Linked DNA regions of Homo sapiens: region 2 is linked to region 1. A link is a contact called in ENCODE Hi-C or POLR2A ChIA-PET data. All regions are on one chromosome and are shown on one strand. The core of a region is the stretch at or near the end of the contact, and the rest is flanking DNA. Distances in the headings are between cores, read along the strand shown.

Region 1 (5,268 bases), core at 1,218-3,717:
CGGGGGGACTTCCTCCTGATTGGGGGGTGCCAGCACCCACTGCCAGCTCTGCTTACAAGAAAGACTCCTGCAGGGCCCTCACCCTCCTACCTTCCCCCCTTCCCAGCCAGAGAGGACTCAGCAGTGCCACGCGGGGGTTTATTCCAGTCACAGCTTCCAGAGGAACGCAACAATAAATTACATCATTAAATAAACTCCGGCTGGACCCCTCTGCCCCGCCCCTCCACATCCTCCACTAGGACCCTGTGGGGACTCAGCCTGGTCCAGCCCCCGCATTAGGGGAGACCCCCATCTCCCCTAATGAGCCTCACGGGGTCCCGCCCTGATCCTCAGTCCCCGGTGCTCACTTGCCTGACCTTGACAGCTGGGCAGCTGCTAGTCAGCTGTCTCTAGGGGATGCAGGGGGCAGGGCGTGGAGGGCAAGGAGGGGGCAGCAGCCACCCCGCGCCAGGCCTGTGTGGCTAGAGGTGTGTGGGGTTCTCCAAAGAGGGGTCCGTCTTAGTCATGTGCAAGACCACGGTGGGAGCCTTATAGTGGCAGTGCGTGCCACGTCCGTAGCTCCCGGGGGCGCGGCAGGCCTTGGCCCGGGCCCGGCCAGCTGCTATCTTGCGGTAGCACAGGCTCTGCCAGGTCTGGAAAGTCTTGGAGCTCCACACCCAGACGCCGCTGGTGATCCCCACCACCAGTGACATGAAAATTTTGAGCATGAAGACCGCCACGGTGGGCACCGAGCCCCCTGGCAGCGAGCAGTCCCTCCGGCCTCCGGGCCCCGCGGCCGCTGCGCATGGCTGCTCTGTGGCCCGAAGGCGCCAGAAGTCCATGTTGAGGCGTTCGTAGACATAGCAAACGATGACGCAGGTGGCGGGCACCGTGTAGAGGATGGAGAAGACCCCGATCTTGACCATGAGCTTCTCCAGCTTCTCTGTGTTGGTGCCGCCCGTCTTCATGATCTTGCGGATGTGGAAGAGGGCCACGAAGCCGGTCAGGAGGAAACTACTGCCCAGCACCAGGTAGCCAGAGAGGGGCACCAGCACGAAGCCCGTGAGCGCTGCTGCATCCGTGCTGGCCACGTAGCAAAGCCCAGTCAGCTCATCACCCGCCACCTTGCGCAGGGTCAGGATGACGATGGTCTTGAGCGCGGGCAGGCCCCAGGCAGCCATGTGGAAATAGCTGCCGTGGGCCTCGATGGCCTCGTGGCCCCATTTCTTCCCGGCAGCCAGGAACCAGGTGAGCGTCAGGACCACCCACCAGAGCGAGCTGGCCATGCCGAAGTAGTAGAGCAGTAGGAAGACCAGCGTGCAGCCCGTGTTCTCCAGGCCCTCCTGGATCACGTAGAGCGCGCCCGCCTCCTGGTCACAGGCCACGCTCTGCGCTCCGGCCACCGCACGGATCAGGAAGGCCAGCGAGTAGACGTTGTAGCACATGGAGAGGAAGATGATGGGGCGCTCGGGGTACTGGAAGCGGTGGGGCTCCAGCAAGAAGGTGAGCACAGTGAAGGCGGTGGAGAAGAAGCACAGCGCCGACCACACGGCCATCCAGACCAGCGCGAAGTCCTTGTCGCGCCGGGACCAGAACACCTCGACGCCGGGCCCGCAGCGCGGTGCGCACGAGCGGCTCTTCTCCACGTACTGGAACTTCTCGGGGTTCTCGCAGGTGCCACTGCCGCCCGCGCCCGGGCCCAGGTCTCCGGGAGGGCGCGCGGGCCGCGGCGCCACGGGCAGCATGCCCAGGCCCTTGTGGGGCTCCGCGGGGCCGGCCGTGGCGTTCTCGGGCGCCTCCATGCACAGCGCGTGCGGGTCGTTGCGCGTGGGCAGCCGGGCGCAGTCGAGCGAGTCCGGCCAGCCGAAGTTGAACTGCTCCATGATGGGCGCGCAGCGCAGGCGCGCCTGCTCGCACATGGGCCGGCAGGCGGGAATGGGCGTCGAGACCTGGTCGGTGCACATGGGCGCGTAGAGCGAGCACAGGAAGAAGCGCAGGTGGCTGTGGCAGCCGTACTGCACCAGCGGCGCGAACTCCGCTAGCTCGGCAGCCGCCTCGCCCTGCGACGTGTGGCCCAGCAGGTTGGGCATGCGGGTCAGGTTGTAGCCGATGCCGCGGCACATGGGGATCTCCACCGCCTGGCACGGCGCAGCCCCGCGCCCGCGCTCCGGGTCGAAGCGGCCGATCTCCAGTGCCGCGCCGCCCGCCGCCAGCAGCTGCCACAGCAGCAGCGCCCCCCGCAGAGGCGCCACGGCCATCCCGGGAGGCCCGGGCCGAAGGCGGGAGCGCGGCCCCGGCTCACTCGGGCTCAGCGGTCCCGCGCCCCGGTGCCTGCCCGCCACGTCGCGGGGCGCGGGCCATCGCTGAGCCGCCCACGTGTGTCCGGGCGCCCTGGGCAGCGAGCGGGCAGCCGCCCGAGGGACAGGAGCCGCCGAGCCCGCCTAGCCGCCACCGCCGCTGCCACCGGAGCCGCCGCTGAGCCAGAGCCGGCGCAACCTCCCGGGGCCGAGGCTACCAGCCCCCGGGGCGGGGCTCCGGGAGGACACGCCCAGGGACACGCCTCCCACTGGGCTTTAAAGGCGCCGCGTCTCCCGGCCACGCGGAGCACGGGGTGGGGCCGGGCCTGGTGGGTGTCCGCCCGCTTGCCCTCCGCTTACACTCGGTTTCTTCCCTTCCCTTGCTGCCTGGGAGAGGCTGCGGGAAGTCCCCGTACCCACACTCTCAGACTGGGTCGCCTCATTTTACTCTAGGAGGGAGACTTTTTTTTTTTTTTTTTTTTTTTTGAGACGGAGTTTTGCTCTTGTCGCCCAGGCTGGAGTGCAGTGGCGCGATATCGGCTCACTGCAACCTCCGCCTCCCGGGTTCCAGCGATTATCCTGCCTCAGCCTCCCGAGTAGCTGGGATTACAGGCTCCTGCCACCACGCCCCTCTAATTTTTTGTATTTTTAGTAAAGACGGGGTTTCACCATTTTGGCCAGGCTGGTCTCGAACTCCTGACCTCAGGTGATTCACCTGCCTCGGCCTCCCAAAGTGCTGGGATTAGAGGCTTGAGCCACCGCGCCCAGCTGGAAGACTTTTTATTTTTATTTTTAATTGTTATTTCTTTTTAGAGACAGGGTCTCTCTGTGTCGCCCAGGCTGGAGTCCAGTGGAACGACCATAGTTCACTGCAGCCTCCATCTCCCGGGCTCAAGCGACCTTCCCGCCTCAGCCACCAGAGTAGCTGGGATTACAGGTGGGCACCACCACTCCCGGCTAATTTTAAAATGTTTTTGTAGAGACAGGGTCTCACTATGTTACCCAGGCTGGTCTTGAACTCCTGGGCTCAAGGGATGCTCCCGCTTCTGCCTCCCAAAGTGCCGGGATTACAGGCGTGCTCCACCGTGCCCGGCCAGGGGAGACCATTTCTAAGGCTTCCCACGTGTGGAAGTCTGCCTTGTACCCAGTGGCAGCTCAAATACAGCGTCTGCCTCTCCCCTCAGTGTATGTGACTTGGGGCTCCTCTCTGAGCCTCAGCTTGCTTTTCTGTAATGCAGGCAGATAATCCTACTGTTAAAATCAACAGTTCTGCCAGGCGCAGTGGCTCACCCCCACCCCCATCTTGCCCCATCAGCCTGGGCAACATAGTGAGACCTCGTCTCTAATAAAGAAAAAAAAATAGCTTTTTTTTTTTTGAGATGGAGTTTCGCTCTTGTCGCCCAGGCTCATCTCATCGCCCAGGAGTGCAATGGTGCGATCTTGGCTCACTGCAACCTCCGCCTCCCGGGTTCAAGCAATTCTCCTGCCTCAACCTTCCAAGTAGCTGGGATTACAGGCGCCCACCATCACTCCCGGGTAATTTTTGTACTTTTAGTAGAGACAGGGGTTTCACCATGTTGGCCAGGCTGGTCTCGAACTCCTGACCTCAGGTGATCCATCCACCTCGGCCTCCCAAAGTGTTGGGATTACAGGCATGAGCCACGGTGCCTGGCCTGAAAAAAAAAAAAAAGAAAAAAAAAAAAAGAAAATCAACAACACGTGTTGGGCACCTGAATCTGATCGATCACACTTCATACTTGCCCTTATTGTATCTTCTCAGCAATCCAAGAATGCTACGTTATCCTTATTTCCCAGGTGGGGAAACTGAGTCTCAGAGAGGAATGACATACCCAAGGGCATAGAGCTACTAAGTGTTCCATTTGTGATTGTCTGTTCCGGAACCCATACCCATTTCACAAGGCCACCGTGCTCCTCTGGGGAGTGTCGCCATCACCCTCTCACCTCTCTCTAGGCTGCCCCCTTGAGACTCCTGGGACCCGCTTAGAAACTGCCATGGTTCCTGGGTAGCTCTGTGGGTGAAATCCAAGTGCCACCGGCAGGCCACACAAGGGGCAAGGGGCCCTGATCTGGGACTCTTTAGAGAAGGCCATCCCCCTTTCACCCAACTGTTCCTATTCTCTTGGCCTGGAAACACCTGGAGGACTCAGAATGTTTCACATGAGCACTTAGTACTGTTTCATGTGAGCACTTAGCATCGTTTCATGTGAGCACTTAGTACTGTTTCACGTGAGCACTTAGCATCATTTCACGTGAGCACTTAGCATCGTTTCATGTGAGCACTTAGTACTGTTTCACGTGAGCACTTAGCACTGTTTCACATGAGCACTTAGTACTGTTTGACGTGAGCACTTAGTACTGTTGCACGTGAGCATTTAGCACTGTTTCATACGAGCACTTAGTACAGGGCTAGGCACCCTGGCTGAGCCCAGGGATGGTGAGTGAATGAATGAGTGAGTAACCTAGAACTTCAGGGAGGCACAGAAACTGACCGAGGACCTGTTGTGAGCCTCCTGGGCTCTGGGCCAGGGATTTTACAGTGATCATTTGTTCACCCTCATCACAGTGCTACAAGGAATCCCGTACCCATATACAGATGAGAAATTGAGGCTTAGCAAACTCAAATATTTGCCCAGGATTACGCAGCTCGTAAGGGTCAAGATTGGCATCCAGGCTCCTCCATTGCAAGAGGCTGCCTGTTAACACCACCAGAGGCAGGACACCAGCCCAGCCGGCCCAGCTCAGCCACACCTGCCTGCACTAGAGCCTGGCCTGTGGTAGGGACTTGGGAAGGAGTCAGCAGTGGTGGTGGCAATGGTGAGAAAATGGGGCCATCATTTCCCACACATCCCTGTAATTAGTACTCTGCTACCCTTAGAGCTGTGCTGGAGCAGGGAGGGGACCAGGCAGGGGACATGCCATCTCGTGCATACACTCAGCCCCTCGCTCCTCAAGAGGATCGGGAGATGGGGCA
Region 2 (5,268 bases), core at 2,715-5,214, 510 kb after region 1:
CCTCCCTCGCAGTGCAGTACACTGATCTGACCACAGTGCTCCACGGACAGTGAGCAGAACTACGGAAGGCAGGAATACCATCCACCTGCCTCATTCTAGTCTTTCTTCTAACAGCACAGACCAGGAGCACTTTAGCTTTCCTGGCGGCCACATCACACTGCTGACTCAGATGAGGTACCTAAGGTATCCTAAGTCTTTCCACACATACTTTTGAGCCACTTTCCTTTCCACCCAATTCTTCCTCCAATTTGTTTTTAAACTGACATGTAGAAATTTAACATTTAGGTTTCATACTGTTTTATCCACTGCACAAACTTTGCAATCCTTCTGTGTATGTGCTTGGTTATTAAATATATTTATAAAACCTCTTAAGTCTCAGCATATTTCATCCATATTAATGCAAGAACATTAAAAGGAATTAGACAGAAGGCAGTTAACTGTGGCAAGTTACTCAAAACGTTCCTAATTTCAAAGACGTGAACCTGAACCAATTAAGCAATGCAAAAAACAAAGAGGAAAATCTATAGGGCAACAGCTCTGATCAGGCCTTTTTCCAAACAGTTGGTATTTCATCCGGATGGACTCCCACTTACTTAGGCACAAAAGAAGCGGGGACTCCATTGGCCACCAGGGGCTCAAATGCTGAATGTCCACTGCCACTGCTATCATGGCGCCTGCGACAAATCAAAAAAGTCTCAATGAAATGACATGACTTTTTTTGTCCCTTTAAAGTGTATTCTCATATTTCTGGGACCTTATACTATCTCTATGGAGCACAGATTCCATGATAGACCAGAAAATGGTTGTTTAAAATCCCTAAGCTTCTGAAAGGTAAATTTTTTTTTTTTCAGACAGAGTTTCGCTCTTGTTGCCCAGGCTGGAGTGCAATAGCACGATCTTGGCTCACTGCAACAAACCTCTGCCTCCTGGGTTCAAGCGATTCTCCTGCCTCAGCCTCCAGAGTAGCTGGGACTACAGGTATGCACCACCACACCTGGCTAATTTCTTAATTTTTTGTAGAGGCGAGGTCTCACTATGTTGCCCAGGCTGGTCTTGAGCAACTGGGCTCCAGCGATCCTCCCATCTTGGCCTGTCAAAGTGTTAGGAGTACAAGCGTGCAGCACCACACCCAGCCTTATAAAATGGTGTTTCCCTCAAGAGTCCCATGAGAGCAGGGATTTTGTCTTGTCCACCGCTCTATCCATAGCACTTGGAGTAGGGTCCCATACACAGTGGGTGCTCAATAAATGCTCAGCCACTTCAACTTCCTTTCTTTCTATACTTAGAAAACTATTTATTTATTCCATTTTCATTAGCTTATTCTATAAACCACATAAGGATTTTTTTTTTTTGGAGACAGTCTCGCTTTGTCACCCAGGCTGGAGTATGGTGGCAGTCTCAGCTCACTGCAACCTCCGCCTCCTGGGTTCAAGCAATTCTCCTGTCTCAGCCTTCCGAGTAGCTGGGATCACAGGCGCCCACCACCACATCCAGCTAATTTTTGAATTTTTAGTAGAGATGGGGTTTCACCATGTTGGCCAGGCTGGTCTCGAACTCCTGACCTCAGGTGATCCACCCGTGTCGGCCTCTCAAAGTGCTGAGATTACAGGCCTGAGCCACCTTGCCCTGCCAGGAAATTGGTTTTAACCTCATTACTGATAAATCTACCAAACTCTAGTTTTCATTTTTCTTTCACAAGCATTTCCTTCAGCACAATTAAGACACTGGAACATGGAACTGGTGGTTACCCAAGTAACTGAACACCACAAAATTCCGACGGGAAGACTTAGAGCCTTCTTTCTTGAAAATAAACTTTAACACATTTCTACAAAAGTATGAGGGTAGCGTGGCTAATAGCAGTCAGCTTATCTCTACTACTCACGGAAAAGGTAAATTACAACATCGATCTAACCTGTGCCTTGAAAAGAGCAGCATTAAAACCCTTGTTATTAGATTCCTCCATGTAAGCCAAAGAAGGGGGCCTACGAAGGCTCATAAACTGGAGATGGCCTCTGTATCTATATGGGAATGTCTACATCTCATCCCATAGGAGTCCAAGCGCGAAACCGGCTTAGTACTCTCCTGAGCCTGTTACCTTCTTTTATTTTCCTGGCCATCAAGGAATATTTGGTCTTCTTCCTCCACTGTCCTTTTCTTCTCCTTCTCTTTGAGGGCACTCAGTACTGTCTCCTTTGCACATGGGTCTGGGGCGTTACTTGATGGTGAGGACAGTGTTGAGCTGATTATCTGCTCTGGTCTACAATGAAAGACAAGATTCTAGCTGTAAGATATTTTAATTCCCATGCCATATAGCACAGACTTCAGAAACAAGAAATCAGAAGCTAACCAACAGGCCAAAGTATAATTTATACACTCACAGCAGTTCCCGTTAGCAAGTAAAGCTACTTTTTCGTTAAGAGCAAAAAGTGAAAAACAAAAGGGTTTACTAGAATTTGGTATTTCTCATCAAATAAGCAGCTTCGTCCTTTCTTTTCTGCGTTGTAGTCATGTCATAGGAACAACTGGAGAAGAATAAAGTGGACACGAAAAGGGAGAGTATTCTTCCAACGATAATACTCACATCGCAGAACGCGAAAATCTTCTGTCAGGAGGGGCGATCCTCACAGTCACTGGGCTACACACCATCCTGGAGTTGCGAGGGGACAGCACAGCCTTCTTGTGATAACCATTCCAGCACACGGTGGGAAGTACCCCCAGACAGGAATACTGGGCCTGATGGATCGGATAGCGTCTTCTAGGTGTTATTACAAACCGATTTGGTAAAGTCCCACAATCCCTGCAGAGAATGCGAGACAAATCACGGAACCAAAGCAAAAAAGAATGTCAAATTTTTAAACGGTTAAAAACCCACCAGTTCAGACATTTTCCAAAGAACTTAAGTCTCTTTCTAAGCAACACAGAACACGGTGTTTTTATGGCAACTTTCCCTTATTCCATCTAAGGCCAGAGAGTGACAGCTGCTTAACAGCTGTCTCAACAATGGATTTCAACAGTTTGAGAGGGAAAATCTAAATCTAGACTACATCTAGGCTGCACTAAAATTCGAGGAGTTTTTAGAACTGGAAAGAAGAGAATCGTTTTGGCAACACAACATCTCATTCCAAGAGTCAGAGGCCAGGAGACAGCTGGCACACACCAAGGTGTTAAGGAGGGCAAAACCACACACAATCCCCTTGGGACTTGATGAAAAAGCAAATCGGATTTAAAAGTCAAGTCCTCGATTTCAAGCCAGCCGAGCCAGAGGATGATCTGACAAAATCAGCGCATCTTACCGTGGGGAAGGCCTCCTGGAGGGTCGGAGAAGAGGAGTGGGCAGAGAGGGGTAAACGTGGTGAGCGCGATGGGTCGGCGGGGAGGGCGGGGGGGAGCGCGGCGGTGGGGAGCGCGGCGGTGGGGAGCGCGGCGCCGGGCGGGCAGGTGGGCGGCGGCCAGGCCTATCCCGCAGGTCCTGGCCCTCCGGAGCGGCGGCGGGCTGCGGCGGCCCGGGCTTGCCCAGGTAACTGCCCATGAGTAGCAGTTCCGCAGGGTCAGGTCCTTCGAGCAGGGTCCGCGGCTCTAGGAGGTTTCCGTTGGCTGTCGACTTGGCCAGAGGCGAAGCGAACAGTGTTCGCCGATGACGCGCCTTCCGAACGAAGGAGGACAAGGGGCGCCGATGACGCGCCTTCCGAACGAAGGAGGACAAGGGGCGCGAACCTCGGGGCTCGCGGCTCAGTCCCCACCAGGCCGCGGTAGCCCCCACGGTCAGCCAGGCCAGTGCAGCCGCAGCCGGCACGAGGTACAGTAAGAGGCCAACCAGCGACAGGCCCAGGAGCACCGCCCTGGCCGGCCCGCCGCAGCCCCGGCCCCGGCCGTCCCTGACACTCGCTATGGGCCGCCGCCGCTCGCCTGCTCCAGCCGCCGCAGCCGCCGGAGACATCGCGGCTCCGCGCCGCGGAGGAGACTTAAATATCCCAGCGTGCACCGCGCCGCGCGTCGCGTCATCGCGCGCCCTCTACGTCATGCGCGCGCGACTCCGGGAGACGCTACCGCCCGGCAGCGCCCGAGACCCAACTGGTTTGGAAAATGCCGCCTGCCTTTAACGCCTGTTTCTGACTCTTGAGGTTTTCCGCGTGGCTCCCAGCGCCACATCCATCCGGAGGCGATCCCGTGGAAGGATCGCGTCCAAGATAAAAGGGCCCGAGACCTATGCTTACGTAATTCCTAATCCGTGATCTTTTATGGGGGCTGAATTCCCCTCCAGCACAGCCTGTTACCAGGTACTTTTCACAAACGCTACTAGCGGTTGTGAGTCCCTCCCCCCTCCATTTCTATGTTACAAATTGAAAACGTGGGACGATTACCTACCAAATTTCACATCATGGCCCAGATATCGGGTGGATTTTGTGGCTCTGTGATCGACTTATACCTATGCTAAAGTTAACGGTCTGAGAAGGTAGATTAGTGGTTGCCTAGGGCTAGGGAGTGGGTTTGGGGGTGGGGAATAGAAAGTGACTGGTCATGGTTATAGGCTTTTTTGTAGCACCATAAAGATAGTTTAAAATTAGATTGTGGTGGTGATTGCACCACCCTATGATTTGCATGGTATGTGAATTATATCTTAATAAAGCTGTTTAAAAAGTCTGGTAGTCTGCCAATACACTTTGGTGTAGTTCAGTTTCCTCAGCCATTCATTCATTGATTTATTCATTCCATTGTTTATGTACATTAAAGAGATTAAGGGGGAAAATATAGGATCTCTGATCTTTAGAAACTGTTTAGTTAGGAAGATGTGTAAGTAGAAGATTGCAATTCAGGCCGGGCGCGGTGGCTCACGCCTGTAATCCCAGCACTTTGGGAGGCCGGGGTGGGCGGATCACAAGGTCAGGAGATCGAGACCATCCTGGCTAACATGGTGAAACCCCGTCTCTAATAAAAATACCAAAAAAAAAAAACTTAGCCGGGCGTGCCGCCTGTAGTCCCAGCAACTTGGGAGGCTGAGGCAGGAGAATGGCGTGAACTCGGGAGGCGGAGGTTGCAGTGAGCCGAGATTGCGCCACTGCACTCCAACCTGGGCGACAGACCGAGACTCCGTCTCAAAAAAAGAAAAAAAAATTGCAATTCAGTGTTATCAGTGTGATAACAGGAAAAAAAAATAAGAAGGCCAGGCGCGGTGGCTCGTGCCTGAATTCCAGCACTTTGGAAGGCCGAGGTGGGCGGATCATCTGAGGTCAGGAGTTTGAGACCAGCCTGACCAATATGGTGAAACTC

What was found. Hi-C counts contacts between places; a loop is a spot of excess contacts on that map. ChIA-PET counts read pairs that join two places held with the same protein, here RNA polymerase II (POLR2A). Pooled maps may share reads with other maps.
Region 2: a loop to region 1 is called in a pooled map, with 4 times the contacts of the local background. The contact joins the promoter of POM121 here to the promoter of FZD9 in region 1. A Hi-C loop is called at or near these places in 1 of 168 maps with a recorded cell type or tissue (heart left ventricle), 2 of 37 single-sample maps with no recorded cell type and 3 of 50 pooled maps. POLR2A ChIA-PET finds 5 or more read pairs at or near these places in 1 of 52 experiments (naive thymus-derived CD8-positive, alpha-beta T cell).

What each region holds. Positions count from the first base shown.
Region 1 is chr7:73,430,977-73,436,244 of GRCh38, reverse strand. It overlaps FZD9 (frizzled class receptor 9), which reads right to left and starts at 2,467. Exons shown (of 1, transcript NM_003508.3): 1 at 125-2,467. The coding sequence starts at 2,237. The coding sequence ends at 462. RefSeq lists silencers at 532-826, 2,365-2,654 and an enhancer at 1,775-2,648.
Region 2 is chr7:72,923,791-72,929,058 of GRCh38, reverse strand. It overlaps POM121 (POM121 transmembrane nucleoporin), which reads right to left and starts at 3,964. Exons shown (of 13, transcript NM_001387691.1): 1 at 3,294-3,964; 2 at 2,582-2,797; 3 at 2,096-2,257; 4 at 594-674. The coding sequence starts at 3,937. RefSeq lists enhancers at 1,623-2,822, 3,256-3,816, 3,817-4,378 and a silencer at 3,770-3,879.